Regions from separate parts of the Homo sapiens genome. Here region 1 is linked to region 2. The links are chromatin contacts, found by Hi-C or POLR2A ChIA-PET in ENCODE. All regions are on one chromosome and are shown on one strand. The core of a region is the stretch at or near the end of the contact, and the rest is flanking DNA. Distances in the headings are between cores, read along the strand shown.

Region 1 (3,067 bases), core at 111-2,610, 35 kb after region 2:
ATATTGCATCAGTTCACGGCCCAACAGGCTGTGAAAGCCAGGGACTTAACAGCCTTTGTCTCTGTAAACCCAAATAGAGAGCTTTAATGGCATACATCTTACGGAAGCCAAAGCAAAGAGGATGGCTATTTTTAACTTGAGGCAGGAAAATGTGGCTGGAAAGGAAACATCTGTCCCAAACTATTCTCTTGAGCTTTATACAGAGGTCCCATCTATCATGAAGCCATCAAAAATAAAATAAGGTGTTGGTCCAGGCCTGGGTCCGAAAGAAAAAGGCAAAGCTTCCCTACGTCACATTTCTCCCACTTCTAGGCTTTTGAGTTGGGCCTATGGCCTGGAAGAGACCACCTCAGAGGCAGAGCATGGGGGCATGGCTCAAGGACAACCTAATTCCTGTGAATTTTATGGACCCCTCCTAGTTTAACATCTTCATCCAAAATGGCCCCACCCTTTAAGGTTCAGATTTTGCAGACTCTCCAGCCAGGAGCCATCAGAGGTCTAGTACTAGGAGAGTAAGACATTCTAAGGTCTCGGTGCTAAGGTCTCAATTTGGAAATTAGGTCTTGGGACCTTAGAAGGTCTTATACTTCTAGCACCAGACCTCTGGTGACTCCTGACTGGGGAGTCTACAAAATTTCCTTGGCAGTTCTGGCTGTTGGTCCTTGAGCAGAGAAGCCATTCTTTCTTCCATAAGCAGCAAGAAAGTTCCTTATTTTTCAAAGACACGCCAGTCACCTGTGTGTCTGACTGAGGTGACAAAGGGGCAAGTGTGAGCCTACCAAGCGTCAGAGATGTTTTTGCCTCAGTAGAAGCACTATACATCATTCTGAGCACATAGAGCAAGGTCAAATTCACCCATCAGAGGCTCAGGATGAATTAAGTGTTGGAGGAGGTAGGGTTGCAGCAGATAGTGCTCAGGTTGTGCACTGCACAAAGCCAGGAGCTCCATATAGACTGGAATCTATGTCTATTCACATAGACAGCAGATGGAGAAGAGGAGAAGCAAGACAGTGTGTTGTTGGCTCAGGTGGTTCTCAGTCTTTGTCTTGGAGAACTGATCAGAATATTCATGGTGCAGTTCTGTGTTCTTTTTCCCATTTTCTCTTCCTCTTTTTCTTTTTATTTGATTTTTTTTCTCTTTCCTGTTTTCAGTCAAAGATTTGGCTAGGAGAAGAACACTTTACTTTTTTTTTCCAAATTGAGTAGAGAGTTGCCAGGAGAAATGACAAGGAAAGAATAAGAGTAAAAGAGCATGTAGGGATCCACTCCCTCCCTCTCTGGGTGTACTCTCTGCAGAGCAGTGTCTGAGCAGCAGGGCTTGGAGGGTGTGAAACAGGGTTGCCAAATTGCATAAGTCTCTAAAAAGATCCATATGTCTGGGCTCTACCAAGCCTCTGAGCTCAGGGAGGGGGCCAATAACATCATCTGCTGGATGGGAGTGCAGTTCTCTTCCTCTGGGGAGGATTAGATGTCAGCTTGAATAGATGCTGTTAGGCTTTTGATGACCCAGATTGGGAATTCGGGGTGTCGGTGTTTGGGGAAGGGAGGAAAGAAGAGGAGCACAGAGCAGAGCAAATAGGAAAGATGAAGTTTGTAAGCTAGAGTCTGTGAAACATTGAGTAGGAAGGGAGTTTAAAAACCCTGGGACATTGAGTTTTCTTTGAAATTTTTTCCCATGCCAGGACATTTTTGGGGAGCCACTGTGCAGATGAATGCCAAACCATTTGCCCACTTCATGGGAAGTCTAGACTCTTTATTCCCACAATTAACTCTCTATAGACAAGGGAGAGCTCACTGTCTTCCCCGCCACTTCTTCAAGCTCTAAACTATAGCTTCCTCTGGGGTAGAGGGTAGCAGATGGTGTACAGCTGTGGGACACATCTGGTCTTGCGGGGATCAGAGGAAGACACAGAGGCCAGTTGAAATCCCAGTGGCTACCCTGGAGGCCTGTCTACAAAGATCAGGGGTGGTACCCCTGACATCTACCCAGATCCCATCTTGGGCAGACTTCACATTTTTCCTTAGTCCCCCATGCCTCCTCTCTACTCCAGCTTTAACTGAATTACAGGGAGATGATTTTGTGAGAGTGGCCAGGCAGCTGCTTCCCAGATGTGTGCATTCTGCAGAAATGGTCATATCCAAACTGGAGAGCTTTGGGAGGATTGGTTGGGGATATTAGGGACAGGGCCTTGGAAATTCCTCTGAGGATGTATTAACCTATGGGGAACAAGCCCAGCGACCAGCTGATGACCCCAGGGTAAAAGATTGGAGCTAGAGAGGGATTGGGAAGGTCCTGGAATGTTCTCAGCTCTCCTTTCCAAAACTCTGTGTCCAAACATATGACTTTACTACATTTGCCAGATGACCTGATTCATTTAGCATGTATGTGTGTGTTTTCTCAACAAGTAGAAAATTATCTTCTCTAGGAAGGTCTTGAACCTACCACTTCTCACCTGGAATATCAGTGGCCTCTACTCTGGTCTCCCTAGGACCATTCTTGAGTTGCTCCTGTCCATTCTTCACACAGCAGGTAAAGAAAAGCACAGTTGGCCCTCCGTTTCTCTGGGTTCTGCATTTGTGGATTCTAAAAATATTCCCCCCAAAATCGCATCTGTATTAAACATGTGCATACTTTTTTCTTGTTATCATTCCCAAAACTATACAATATAATATCTATTTACATAGCATTTGCATTGCATTAGGTATTATAAGTAATCTAGAGATGATTTAAAGTATCCAGGAGGATATGCATAAGTTATATACAAATACTCTGCCATTGTGTATCAGGGACTTGAGCATTTGCAGATTTTGTTACCCACAGTTGGGGGAGGGAATCCTGGAGCCAATCCCCCGTATTTAAAATTAAAACTGGACCATCTCATTCCCCTGCTGAAAACACTTCAATAGCTTCCTTTTTTTCTAAAATAAAATGGAAAACTTTTCTCCATGGCTTATAAGACCTCAAGGGGTTGGACTCCAACCTGCTTCTCCCACCTCATTTGGTAGATCCTTCCCCTCGCTCCAGCTCCTAAAACTCCCCAAGCTCTTTTCCAACCTCAAACCTTTA
Region 2 (3,166 bases), core at 303-2,802:
CATATCTCAATTTTCATACAGTAAGCACTCAAAAACTGTTAGCTACTATCATTGTAAATATGATTATTATTTGAAGAAATAAATAGACTGAGCAAGTCCTGTTACCTCTACTTTGAAACCACTTTTTGAATTCTGCTTGATCTCATCACTGCCAATATGATCACCTGCTCCCAGCCATGATCGTTCTTCTTGCTACGGTCTCCTTCTACTTTCTTATCCCTCAACCTCTATTCTCTACTCAGCAGCCAGCATGATCCTTTTAAAACATAAAGCAGATGATATGACTTCTCTGCTCAAAACCCTCCAGTGGCTTCCCAATCTACAACTAAAAAGGCCCCATGTAGTCTGACCTCCTGCCTCTCCCCACCCCCACTCACTGACACAACCTCATGGCCATCTTGCCCCCTGCCATCTGAGGCTTTCTGCACTTGGCAGCTTTTCATCATAGGGCTTTGCACTTGTCCTTTCCCCTGTGTGGGATAATCTCTCCCAGCTTGGCATACAACCTGCTTCTCCACTTCATTCAAGTGAAGCTGTGCTCTCCACTGTTATTTTTCTAAAAGTAACCACCATATGTAAAATACCAACCATTATTCTCAATATATTTTATGTTTTTCATAGCTCTCAATCCTGAAAACACATGTATATACTTACTGAGATGACATTGTTTACTGTCCTCTTCTGCTAGAATTATAAGCTTCATGAGTGTTTGCTGTATCCCCAGTCTCAAGAACAGTGTCTGGCACATAACAGATGTTCTGGCACATTTCGCGCAGTGTCTGGCACATCATAAGACTTGATGAATGATTGAATGGTGGCTGGAAGCCTCTTCGATGGGGGCTTTAGGAAGAGAAGCAGCATCCTGTTGCACAAAATCGATGACCTATTACTGGTTTTGTGTGAAGAGGAAGTGTGGGATTAATCTACCTAGAAGGGATGAGATGGAAGTGATCTATTTATCTGGACTTAGATGGTATTCCCATTTATCCATTCAGATGAAAATCTGGCTGAAGATAATTCCAGATATGCTCTCCATAGTCAACAGTGTAATACCCTACAGCTAATTTTCCTGGGCTCACTGTGGGCGCCGAAGAAGCCGAACCTCATGGCCTCCTGTGATCTTTGTCCTGGGGCTCCTCCAGGACCTGCTTGGCTGGCCAGGCCTAGGATAGCTTATGTTGATGAAATGCTCCAGAAGTGAAGTCCCAAACCTATCTTCACACTGCCACACTGGCTTCATGACATCCAACTGGAGTAACACGGAGGACTCGGCAGAAGAGTAGGATGATATGATGGAAGGGAAAACTACAGATTCAGGACTTTGGAATTCTGGGTGATTGGGCAAGCCACCTCCCTTCTCTGAGCCTTAGTTTGTCTTTAACTATACCATAAGGGAGTTTAATTAAATGTATCTTTAAAGTTCTCTTCAACAGTGACGTTCTATAGTTATATGAGCTTTGTGTACAAGAGAAATTGGACTAGAGGGTGGGGCAGCCAGGGAGAGAAGCCCAACATGGAGGCGATTGAGCTGAGGCTGAGCAGTAGGACCTCAATAAGGCCAGCAGGTGGCGCCATTGCTGTACCAGGACGCTCAGGCCCACGGTGGGAAAGTTGGATTTTTCCAGAAAGCAGGCAAATTCTTCAGGGCAAGCTGTCCAGCTGTCAGAGGGAACCAGCTGCCCCACCCCACCCCGCAATACACACACAGCCCTTCCTCCCAAAGCATACATACACATTCCAGCAAACTCAGGGTGAGATGCATTGCAGGTTGCTAGGCCTGAAGCTGGAGGTGCATCCAAGTTGCCTTTTCCTCTCCTCCCATATTTCCTAGGAATCTGAACCCTGAACCCACCCCTCCTACTTGATGTCCTAGCTGGGACAGACCCTCACTGGATTACTCTCAAGGCAAGATGTGCAACTAGATGCAAGTGGGCTGGACTTCCCTACTGATTACCATCGTCTTTTGCTCATCATCCTTTGCTCCAACCCTCAAGGCAGCCATCGCCTTTGAGGGAAGACTCTGAACCTCATCATTTCGCCTCCCCTCTGTCCTAGGGAAGAACCTATGATTAGAGGAGTTGGAGAAAAGCAAGAAGGAGATGGGGGTGGAGGAGTGCTGAAGGGAAAGGTCTGGCTTTATGGAGATAAGAATGGAAGAATCAACCTTTGTTTGGCCCCAACTGCCTCTGCCACTGTCGACACACTTGGGAGTGTTTCCTGGAGCTCCTCAGCACTCCCTCCCCAACTTCCTATGGCCTGGTAGGGGTGGGGTGGGGGTTGTTTTGGAAGCTGGGGGGAGGTACATGCTTACAGATTTTTTTTTTAATTAGGCTGCTGTCTTAATCTTGAGGGTGGAAACCAGCCCCCTCCCTGAGTTGGCTGCCAGGTCTCTAGAACAACAGTCCCCACATAGTCCTTCACTGTGTCTACTCTGACCTGGGGGGCTGGGGAGGGGGGTGGCCTGATAATAAAGGGTGCACAGGACATTGCCCCTTCCCTTTGTTTTGCATATTTTGCAGCAGTGATCAGCATGCTCCTCTTCTCAGAAGGGTGTTCATGAAGGGTACAGCTCCTAAGAACCCAACATACCACCCTCCATTTGGAAGCTCCCTGGTACATTCGGGTCTGCCTTTCTACCACTGGAAATGGATGTTTCCTCTCCCCATGGAGGAGAATAGTTGGCAGACTTGGCTAAAGGTCCTTAGCATCCTGGCTGGTGCCTGTGTCTGCTGAGGTGCTCCCTCTTCCCTGGCTGGTCCTCCCCACCACATCACTGCACAGTCTAGCTAGGTCTAATGGAGGGTGTCACTCTTGCATGCAGACACACCCAGCTAAGACAGAGTCACATAACAGATGTGTTTCAGTATCACTTTAATTGCAGTATTTAAACACATCACTTTGTATTCAGAAAAAATATCTACCCAATACTCTCTTCTCTGGAAATTTCTATTTCCAACCGTCATTGAAACCAGGATCCCTGCTCAACCCCTCTGGAAAGAAATCAACAGCAAACAAGGACCTGGGTCACCCACAGAAGAGGCAGCTGGTGATAAGGGTTAGGAGCTGATCTGGGCTATGACCATATGGGGGTGCAGAGCAAGGAAGGGGCTCAGGGTGAGGGAGGCAGAGACAGAAAAGCATCTGTTGGGGGACTGAGGCAACAGCT

Evidence for each region. A loop is a pair of places that touch in the nucleus more often than their neighbours do. ChIA-PET counts read pairs that join two places held with the same protein, here RNA polymerase II (POLR2A). Pooled maps may share reads with other maps.
Region 1: a loop to region 2 is called in a map of Caco-2, with 4 times the contacts of the local background. The contact joins two enhancer-like sites. A Hi-C loop is called at or near these places in 5 of 168 maps with a recorded cell type or tissue (Caco-2, K562, Right ventricle myocardium inferior and 2 more) and 6 of 50 pooled maps. POLR2A ChIA-PET finds 5 or more read pairs at or near these places in 4 of 52 experiments (Caco-2, K562, MCF 10A and 1 more).

The regions. Positions count from the first base shown.
Region 1 is chr1:207,918,634-207,921,700 of GRCh38, forward strand. No RefSeq gene overlaps it. Among named protein-coding and RNA genes, the nearest start is that of CD34, 9.0 kb to the left of the region's middle. RefSeq lists an enhancer at 1-3. Within about 2 kb of position 1,361, at least 6 of the 41 ENCODE cell types and tissues checked have a DNase peak (open chromatin) inside an H3K27ac peak, as active enhancers do.
Region 2 is chr1:207,883,684-207,886,849 of GRCh38, forward strand. It overlaps CD34 (CD34 molecule), which reads right to left. Exons shown (of 8, transcript NM_001025109.2): 8 at 1-3,166. Among named protein-coding and RNA genes, the nearest start is that of CD34, 26 kb to the right of the region's middle. Within about 2 kb of position 1,553, at least 16 of the 41 ENCODE cell types and tissues checked have a DNase peak (open chromatin) inside an H3K27ac peak, as active enhancers do.